2 separate regions of the Homo sapiens genome follow, and region 1 is linked to region 2. Evidence: read pairs that join two places in POLR2A ChIA-PET (ENCODE). Cell type or tissue: A673. All regions are shown on one strand. Each heading gives the region's core, and the rest is flanking DNA. Links, peaks and the distances in the headings are about the cores only.

The links. Peaks named below come from ENCODE experiments on the same cell type or tissue, not always from the same donor. Only the 100,000 strongest peaks of a DNase experiment are listed, where the experiment ranks them.
Region 1: POLR2A ChIA-PET joins it to region 2 with 13 read pairs; 25 of 35 experiments call an interaction of 5 or more read pairs at or near these places.

The regions. Positions count from the first base shown.
Region 1 is chr2:85,521,045-85,527,663 of GRCh38, reverse strand. No RefSeq gene overlaps it. Among named protein-coding and RNA genes, the nearest start is that of PARTICL, 15 kb to the left of the region's middle. RefSeq lists a silencer at 284-475. In A673, for the core only: no CTCF peak of the experiment used is centred there; no DNase peak of the experiment used is centred there; H3K27ac peaks cover 480 bases.
Region 2 is chr2:85,346,842-85,350,841 of GRCh38, reverse strand. RETSAT (retinol saturase) reads left to right here. Exons shown (of 11, transcript NM_017750.4): 3 at 1-62; 4 at 601-802; 5 at 1,261-1,458. Among named protein-coding and RNA genes, the nearest start is that of RETSAT, 5.7 kb to the left of the region's middle. In A673, for the core only: no CTCF peak of the experiment used is centred there; no DNase peak of the experiment used is centred there.

The DNA.
Region 1 (6,619 bases), core at 1,055-5,054, 180 kb before region 2:
TGTTAGATTAAAAAGAGGTATACAGGTATATGTAGACTTTTCAGGAACGATTCAAAACAAATGGTGGTAGCGTTTGGAGAGTGGCTCTGGGGACTGGAGGGAGAAGGTAAATTTTGCTTTTTGTTTGACACTTTTCTATATTATTTGAATTTTCTATACTAGGTGAATGTAAGTCTAATTTTTAAAAACGTATTTTTAAAATAAAAAATTTTTTTTTTGAGACAGAGTTTCGCTCTTATTGCCCAGGCTGGAGTGCAGTGGTGAGATCTCGGCTCACTGCAACCTCTGCCTTCCGGGTTCAAGCGATTCTCCTGCCTCAGCCTCCCGAGTAGCTGGTATTACAGGCATGCACCACCATGCCTGGCTAATTTTTGTATTTTTAGTAGAGACGGGGTTTCTCCGTGTTGGTGAGGCTGGTCTCGAACTCCTGACCTCAGGTGATCCGCCCGCTTTGGCCTCCCAAAGTGCTGGGATTACAGGCGTGAGCCACCGAACCCAGCGAAAATAAATAAATATTTTGAAAGCAGACAAGGAACATGGACAGACAACGAAGAGAGAGAAGAGGAATCCCTCAGATGGGAGATTATGGTTTGTTCTGACATAGGACAACCTTGTTTTTTAGCTGCATTAATGAAAGCATTGTGACCAAATCATTTGTTTTTTCTGAAGACCACCAGGGAAGCATCCTGGAAGATGGAGAGGAGATAAGAGACTAGAGTCGAGGGGACCAGTAAGAAGATTTCTGCAACAGAGCAGGGCTCAAATTTAAGAGGTGATGGTGGGGGTGGAGGGGCAGCCCCAGATAGGAAAAGTTATTGAAAAGACAAACTGACAGCGTTGGTGCCTGATTGGATGAGACGAATGAGAAAGAAGGAGGGATTAAGGAGACAGTGCAGGCGTTTGCCTTGGGTGACTGAGTGGATGGCAATTCTGCCCAAGGGAACACTCAGAAGGAGAGAGAGAGTTCAAGACCAGAAAAGGATGGGGAAGAAAATAATGAGTTCAGCTTTGAGAATAATAAGTTGAGGCCAGGCACGGTGGCTCACACCTGTAATCTCAGCACTTTGGGAGGCCGAGGCAGGCAGATCACCTGAGGTCATGAGTTTGAGACCAGCCAGACCAACATGGTGAAACCGTGTTTCTACTAAAAATACAAAAAATTAGCCAGCCGTGGTGGCACGAGCCTGTAATCCCAGCTACTCGGGAGACTGGGGCAGGAGAATCGCTTGAACCCGGGAGGCGGAGGTTGCAGTGAGCCAAGATCACGCATTGCACTCTAGCTTGGGTGACAAGGGCAAGACTCTGTCTCAAAAAAAAAACAAACAAACCAAAACCGAACAAAAAATCCCGGGCGTGGTGGCTCACACCTGTAATCCCAGCACTTTGGGAGGCGAGGCAGGTGGATCACCTGAGGTCGGGAGTTTGAGACCAGCCTGACCAACATGGAGAAACCCCGTCTGTACTAAAAATACAAAATTAGCCAGATGTGGTGGTGTATGCCTGTAATCCCAGCTGCTCGGGAGGCTGAGGCAGGGGAATCACTTGAACCTAGGAGGCGGAGGTTGCAGTGAGCCGAGATTGCACCATTGCACTCCAGCCTGGGCAACAAGAGCGAAACTCCATTTCAAATAAAAATAAAAATAATAAATAAATAAATAAAAATAAAAAAAGAAAATGGTGAGTTGAGGAACATGCTGCATGTGAACACATTGAGTAGATCTATGGATCTAGTGCTCAAGAATTCTGGGTTGAAGATGGATGAGGTAGATGAGACGTAGAGCAGTTTGCTTTTGAAGACAGCAACATCAGAGAAAGTGGCAGTTGAAACTCGATATGAGGAAATTGTGTAGGCCAAATGAGTGGGACTCTAGAGATCACCTACCCTTAAGGGTTGGGCGGAAGAAGAGGAACCCGGCAGTAAGGCTGAGAAGGAGTGATCAGACCTGGGAGAGGAAAACCAGGAGGGAGTGGGGTCACAGATGACTGTTCTGTGCTCCTGGCTGGACACTGGGACTACAGGTGTGTGCCACCAAACCCAGCTAATTTTTGTATTTTTCTGTAGAGATGGGGGTCTTGCCATGTTGCCTAGGCTGGTCTTGAAAGCCTGGACTCAAGCAATCCGCCTGCCTCAGCCTTCTAAAGTGTGGGATTACAGGCATGGGCCACTGTGCCCAGCCAAGAATGGCTTTTTAAATGGTTAGACTTGAACATGAACTTCCTGGTGAAACTATGGTCACATACATCATGACTGCAGACAGAAGGGGCAGGTAGGGCTCCCTGCCCTTCTCCCCTCCCAGTGGAACTGCCTTCCTTCTTGAAAGCAGCCTCCTGTAACCTCTGTGGGCCCCTCCACAGTAGGCAAATTACAAAGCATTTCTGTCGGGAGCTTCCTTCCAGTTCTCTCCCTTCACTCTGGGACCCTCTCCCCTCCACCCCAGGATGTCTGTCCAGCATTGCTCTCTCCTCCCAATGTCTCAATACCTTGGCCTGCTTGGAACATGCCTCTGGTGGGGGCAGGGTGGGGGAAAGGGTAGCCACGGCAGATCCGACCCCCTAGGTAGCCAAGGGTCCGTTTAGATTACCCTAAAGTTTGTGTTTTGTTTGTGTTTAGACAAAAACCGTGAGGCAGGAGCAATGACATTTGCAGAGCACACTGTAGGGAAGAAAATGCAGGAGAAATCCTTCTCTAGCTCTGTCTGTCCAATTTGTAACTTTAGATCTCAGAAAGATGAAAAGCCGAGACAAATAAATCTGGGTGGCTGAATGCAGAAAAAGGTGTTTGTTGGGAGAAGCAAAGAGCTGCCGACCTTGCAGGGTACACTGTGCTGCTGGCCCTGTCACACGATGCTTTATCTCTCCATCAGCGCCTGAGGCCTAAGCTTGGTGGCTGCAGAATCACAAAAAAGGCAGTGGCTGAGCTTAGCCTAGAAGGCTGTGGAGTGCTGGGCCTGCTGCCTCCCCATCCCTCTGCCCTGCCTCTCGCTCTCTCTGCTCCATTTCCTGCCTCAGAACCCTGCTCTCTGCTCTTGTCTCTTTTGGTTCCTCTATTTATACATTTATGTTTTTGGAAGAGGGCTAGAGGGAATCTAAGGTTTAGGGAGCTGCACAACTCATGGGCAGATCCCAGAAGCCTGGCTCTTCTCCACTCCAGCAGGCAAAATTCATGTCTTTTCTTTCTTTTCCTGTGCTGGACAGAGCCAAACACACACTAACAGCGTTAACACGATAAATATCAGCAGTCCTGACCTTTCTCTGTGGATCCTGGAGGCTCGCTGACTCCCAAGCTCTGAGTTGCTTGTGCTTAAAGTGGATTAGCACTTACCGTTGGCTGCAGGGCCCCGCACTGGGGTTTGATGGGAATCAAAATAGAGATTACCTTATTTGACTTAAAAAAAAATTTCCACTTGAAAGATAGAATTCCCCAGAGAAATCCACTGGAGCTTATACATATACAACTTTAAATTGGATTTTAAAAATAGTTTGCCAGCTGTTTGCTAGGTCGTGTTTTAGGCTCTTGTGCCTGATTGATGTTGGGTCCTTTGGGAAACAAGGCCAAGAGGGGATTGAGGGGCTGCCAAGCCTGCAGGGTCCTGGATGCCTGGGGACTTTCTCAGGAGCCCTGGTAGCTGTTGCCAGGGCCTTTAGAAGCCCTCAGATCCTGGCACCGAGGTCTGCCTCTCACCCAGAGAAAATGATCACAGAGCTCGAACCACCTCCCCCAAACCTCGCCTCATCCCTGCACTGCCCTTCTCAGCCAAGGTCCAAAAGAAAGAAACGAAGGAGGACTGTTCTCAGCTGGATGGATCTTTCACACTCTGTGCAGCTAAATGTTTATTTTAGTTCCTTGTATGACCTTCAGGTGACCTTTCATCCATCCCCATCTGCCTGAACTTTCATCCATCTCCTTCCTCTATTGCTGCCTGACTGGTGTTCATCGCTCAGGTCTCAGCCAGAGTGTCACCTTCTCAGGGAAGCATGAGGGGCAGCAGAGTGTGGTGGTCAGGAACACCAGTGTGTCAGGCTTTGAATCCTGGTTCAGCACTTACAAGCTGTGTGACCTTATGGATGGTCACTCGACCCCTCTGTGCCTATCAATTTCCTCTTCTGTGAAATGGGGATCATGATAACACCTACCTCATTAGGATTGTTGCACGGTGAGGATCCAGTGAATTCCTACATGTTGTATGGAATATGTAAAATGCTTAGAATATGGCCTGCCATGCAACAAACATCTGCTCTTACTACTCTCTAAAGCAGGGGGTCCCCAATCCGTCACCCCAATACCAGTCTGTGCCCTGTTAGGAACCAGGCTGCACATTGGGAGGTGAGCACAGGCCAGTAAGTAAAGCTTTATCTGTATTTACAGCCACTCCCAGTACGCAAACAGAGTTTGCGTTACCACCTGATCTCTGCTTTTTGTCAGCTCAGCAGCAGCACTGGATTCTCATAGGAGCTGGAACCCTATTGTGAACTGAGCACGTGAGGGATCCAGGTTGTGTGCTCCTTATGAGAATCTAATGCCTGATGATCTATCACTGTCTCCCATCCTCCCCATATGGGACCATCCAGTTGCAAGAAAATAAGCTCAGGGCTCCCACTGATTCAACATTATGGTGAGTTGTATATTATTTCATTACATAGTACAATGTAATAATGATAGAAATAAAGTGCCCAGGCTGGGCGTGGTGGCTCACGCCTGTAATCCCAGCACTTTGGGAGGCTGAGGCGCGTGGATCACAAGGTCAAGAGATCGAGACCAGCCTGGCCAACATGGTAAAACCGCATCTCTACTAAAAATACAAAAATTAGCTGGGTGTGGTGGCATGCAACTGTAGTCCTAGCTACTCGGGTGGCTGAGGCAGGAGAATCGCTTGAACCCGGGAGGTGGAGATTGCAGTGAGCCAAGATCACGGCACTGCACTCCAGCCTGGCGACAGAGCGAGAGTCCATCTCAAAAAAAAAAAAAAAAAAAAGAAAGAAAGAAAGAAAGTGCACAATAAGTGTAATGTGCTTGAATCATCCACAAACCATCCCCCTTACCAAACTGTCTATGGAGAAATTATCTTCCACAAAACTGGTTCCTGGTGCCAAAAAGTTTAGGGACCACTGCTTGCTCTAAAGTACGTATCCCAGTGGTAGTGGTGGCTCACGCCTGTAATCCAAGCACTTTGGGAGGCCGAGGTGGGATCACTTGAGTCCAGGAGTCCAAGACCAGCCTGGGCAATACAGCGAGACCCCATCTGTACAAAAAATACAATAAATAAATGAAGTACATGTCCCAAGGCCCAGTTGCCTGTGGCTGCCCTGTGCTCCTCCAGCCTCCAGTGCTTTTGCTGTGCAGCATCTGTCCTTGTTTATCTTTATTGCCTGGTTTATGAGATGCTGAAGAAGTATTTGTGACTACAATAATGAATGATTTTTTTTTCTTTTTTTGAGACAGAGTTTGGCTGGAGTGCCAGTGGCATGATCTCACTGCAACCTCTGTCTCCTGGGTTCAAGCGATTCTCCTGCCTCAGCCTCCCACGTAGCTGGGATTACAGATGCCTGCCACCATGCCCAGCTAATTTTTGCATTTTTTGTAGAGATGGGGTTTCACCATTTTGGCCAGGCTGGTCTTGTACTCCTGACTTCAGGCGATCTGCCCGCCTTGGCCTCCCAAAGTGGTGGGATTACAGGCGTGAGCCACTGTGCCTGGCCTAAATGAAATATTTTTAAAAATTGCTAGGCTGGGTATGGTGGCTCACACCTGCAATCCCAGCACTTTGGGAGACTGAGGTAGGTGGATCGCCTGAGGTCAGAGTTCGAGACCATCCTGGCTAACATGGTGAAACCCCATCTCTACTAAAAATGCAAAAATTAGCTGGGCACAGTAGTGCGCACCTGTAGTCCTGGCTACTCGGGAGACTGAGGCAGGAGAATTGCTCGAACCTGGAGGGTGGAGGTTGCAGTGAGCTGAGATGGAGCCACTGCACTCCAGCCTAGGTGACAGAGTGAGACTCCATCTCAAAAAAAAAAAAAAAAAAAAAATTGCTAAAAGACAAATGTGATCCAGAAGAGAGAGAAACTCGGGCACTTGGGTCATTTTTCTCCATCTATATTTGCTCTATATGTAAACTTGGTCCTTTTGTTTGTTTGTTTGTCTGACTGTTAAACAGAGAGAGTTGATGAGTTTTGAGTTCTGGGATTAGGAGGATAACGTTTTGTAATTTTTTTTTTTGCAGGAGACCTCTGCCACATCTAGTTTTTCAAAATTTAATTAAATATTAAATGCTTGCAAAAGAAGAGATCACATGAACAGAGTATAAAAACTGGACACCCTACTACCCACACCCAGTTTAAGATACAGATTACAACCAACACCGTTAAAGCCCTTTTGCATGCCCTTCTCCATCCCAGCCCCCTCCTAAATTTTGTTTATAATGATCTCGCTTTTCTTCATAATTTTACCTCCAAAATATGCATCTGTAAACAATATGCTGTTTTTGCAAGCTTTTGAACATTATATAAAATAAATCATACTGCATGTATTCTTCAGTTTGCTATTCTCACCTCTCCACATGATGTATGTGACATCTCTTTGCTGCAGCTGTAGCTCTCTAATATTCCACTGTGTGACCCT
Region 2 (4,000 bases), core at 1-4,000:
GCCTCAAGGAGAAGTTTCCACAGGAGGAAGCTATCATTGACAAGTATATAAAGCTGGTTAAGGTAACATGGACATGCTGAGGACCCAGAGTTTGTTCTCGATAAGGCTGGGTTTCTTTATTATTAGTGGAGGCACTGGGGGTGGAGAGTGCAGTGCGGGAGGCAGGAAGGGAGGAAGAGTCACATCTGTTCTTAGCTCAGCCTCCACCCAAGTCCATCCAGTTCTCTGTCTCTCTCTCTCTGGAGCCTTGGCTCCACGGCTGCTGCTGTCACCCTGGCCTCTGGGGATGCCCTGCTCTCCTCCCTGACTAGGCTGGCTTCCATGACATCAGATCACTACTCCTTTTTACTGCATCCGAGACCAGATTGGGATTTTTGAAAAGGAATTTGAGCAGGAAAATTAAAAGCAAAAAAAGGACTCATCCGAGTGTAGGATGGGAAAAATTCACAGAGTATAGATTTTTTAAAAATATTCAAATTCAGCAAAGTTCAGTCAGGGGTAAGTGTTGCTGGATTCTTGGGCTGGTCCAGGCTATGGGGATAGCAGTTCTGTCAAAGCGGTTCTAGAGGTGAGGCCTGCTGTCCTCATTCACTCCCCCAGGTGGTATCCAGTGGAGCCCCTCATGCCATCCTGTTGAAATTCCTCCCATTGCCCGTGGTTCAGCTCCTCGACAGGTGTGGGCTGCTGACTCGTTTCTCTCCATTCCTTCAAGCATCCACCCAGAGCCTGGCTGAGGTCCTGCAGCAGCTGGGGGCCTCCTCTGAGCTCCAGGCAGTACTCAGCTACATCTTCCCCACTTACGGTGGGTACTGGGCCTGGGCTCTGGGCAGCTTCTGGAGGAGGAACGGCTGCCCTCTCATCTCTCAATCTTTCTTCTCGACCCTGCCTGGCTGACTGATATGGAGCAGTGTAAACCCCAGGCCCTCTGGAGCTTGTGGATGAGAAGTCTGGCCACCTGCTGGACTCCTTGGTCAAAATTCTGTTCATCCATGCCTTGGATGATTTTTCAATTCAAGCAACACTATCCTCCTTGGTCTTGGCAGCATGGCAGTTTGCAGGGGGGGTATTCCTACTGGCGCCAAGATCTCTAAGGTACCCCATGTCTAGATGGAAAGGCTCCTCTGGCTGCCTTGGACCCTGAGGAACATGTGGTTCCTCGGATAGACTGGGCTGTGTGTTATCTCACAGAATTCCACGTTCCTTTCTGAATGGTGCTGGTGCCTTCTCTTGCCAGCTCACCACCCTTCCTTGCTTCTGCAGGTGTCACCCCCAACCACAGTGCCTTTTCCATGCACGCCCTGCTGGTCAACCACTACATGAAAGGAGGCTTTTATCCCCGAGGGGGTTCCAGTGAAATTGCCTTCCACACCATCCCTGTGATTCAGCGGGCTGGGGGCGCTGTCCTCACAAAGGCCACTGTGCAGAGTGTGTTGCTGGACTCAGCTGGGAAAGCCTGTGGTGAGAGCCCTGCCCCGCCCTGCCCTTCTGGGTCCCTGGGTTGGTGTGGGCGAGACCTGGGGTCTCCCTGAGACCAGAAGGAGTAGGAGAACTGACCTCCTCATGGAGGCTAAAGGTGAGAATCTGCCCCAGAGCAGGGTCCAGGGATAGTGATTAGTCCAGAAATAAAAAGGAAGCAGGAAAGATAAAGGATTGGCCGGGCATAGTGGTCCAAGCCTGTAACCCCAGCACTTTGGGAGGCTGAGATGGGAGGATCACTTGAGCTCAGGAATTTGAGATCAGCCTGGGCAACATGGTTAAACCCTGTCTCTTTAAAAAAAAAAAAACAAAAATATGGCCGGGCATGGTGGCTCACGTCTGTAATCCCAGCACTTTGGGAGGCCGAGGCGGGCAGCTCACAAGGTCAGGAGTTCGAGACCAGCCTGGCCAATACGGTGAAACCCCGTCTCTACTAAAAATACAAAAATTAGCTGGGCATGGTGGCACGCACCTATAGTCCCAGCTACTTGGGAGGCTGAGGCGGAAGAATTGCTTGAACCCAGGAGGTAGAGGTTGCAGTGAGCTGAGATCACGCCACCGCACTCCGGCCTGGGCGACAGAGCGAGACGCCATCTCAAAAAAAAAGAAAGGAAAAGAAAAGAAAAATAAAGGATTGCATGGTCCCCAAAGAACAGTATTTATTTATTTATTTAATAGATAAAATTATTTACCCAGTAATCTATGACTGTCTTCTTTTTTTTTTTTTTTTTTTTTGAGTTGGAGTCTCGCTCTGTTGCCCAGGCTGGAGTCCAGTGGTGTGATCTCGGCTCACTGCAAGCTCCGCCTCCTGGTTCATGCCATTCTCCCGCCTCAGCCTCCCGAGTAGCTGAGACTACAGGTGCCCGCCACCACGCCCAGCTAATTTTTTGTATTTTTAGTAGAGATGGGGTTTCACCATGTGTTAGCCAGGATGGTCTCAATCTCCTGATCTTGTGATCCGCCCACCTTGGCCTCCCAAAGTGCTGGGATTACAGGCGTCAGGCACGGAGACCAGCCGACTATCTTCTTGAGTGTAGAGACTGTCTTTTATCTTTGTATCTATAAATCTTAGCACATATTAGAGGCTCAATAAATGCTGTTCAGTGGCCAATAGAATGAATGAGTAACCTTGGATTCCACAGGATAGTATGGAGGCCAGCAAGGTTCCCTGCCTCTATCTGTAAAGTGGGGCCCAGAACGTTATTACCCTGGCTCAGGTTGATGCTGTAACCCGCATAGGGACTCAGAATCCCAGTATAAATGAACTCTTGGAATAGAGGGTCTGTGCAAGAAGGACTCTGTTAAACAGAATAGGCCATCTATGACTAATGGGTGCTTAAAGAAGCCAGGGAAGCAGACAAAAAGAGGCCTGGGAAAAACTGGGCTAATGTAGACATGCATTTATCAGAGGAACCTTTCAAGGAGGTGATAAGTGGGGGGCCCAGTGCAAAATGAAAAATGAAGGAGAAAAGGCCATCAGTGATCTGAGAGAATCCATTAGTAGGAGAGACTGATAAGTTACCGGGTGGTAAGAGAGAGGTGGCTGTTGGTTGGGCAAGGTTTTCTCTGATGTCCATGAACAAGTTCTCCTTTCAGCTGAAAGGGGTCCAGGAAGCAAGGTATCAGTTGAGTTAAATACAATCCAGATATATTTGTTTGTTTTTCAAGTGCTAGGTAATAAAAGATAGAGATAAAAGAGGCCGGGCGCAGTGGCTCATGCCTGTAATCCCAGCACTTTGGGTGGCCAAGGCAGGCAGATCACCTGAGGTTGGGAGTTCGAGACCAGCCTGGCCAACATAGTGAAACCCTGTCTTTACTAAAAATACAAAAATTAGCCAGGGCCAGGCGCAGTGGCTCACGCCTGTAATCCCAGCACTTTGGGAGGCCGAGGTGGGTGGATCACAAGGTCAGGAGTTCGAGACCAGCCTGGCCAGTATAGTGAAACCCTGTCTTTACTAAAAATACCAAAATTAGCCAGGCACGGTGCTGGGAGCCTGTAATCCTAGCTACTTGGAGGCCAGGATAGGAGAATTGCTTGAACCTGGGAGGCGGAGGTTGCAGTGAGCTGAGATTGAACCACTGCACTCCAGCCTGGGCAACGGAGCGAGGCTTCATCTTAAAAAAGAAAAAGCATTCATTTACTTGCCATCTGGAGGCGTGTGCTAAGGATGGGGATAACAGACAGCACGGTGGAACAGGGGAAGCCTCCTGGAGGCACAGGTGTTGGAGCTGAGTAATAAAGGGTGAGATGAAGCTAGCAAGCAGATGAGGTTGGAGAATATTCCAGGAATGGGAAGCAGCATGTGCAAAGGTGTGGAGATATGAAAGAGCTGGGTGTTTTCAGGCATCCAGAAGTATTAGGTCGAACAATAAGAAACTGCCATTTTTGTAGGTAAGAAATGGTTGACTCTCAGCTGTTTGATATTGGTTCTGCCTAATAGTTTAGTGGGAGTTTAGTGAGAGTGACCAGAGACGGATGGAGCTGGACACACAGAAGGGACCACATTGCACAGGCTGCTGTAAG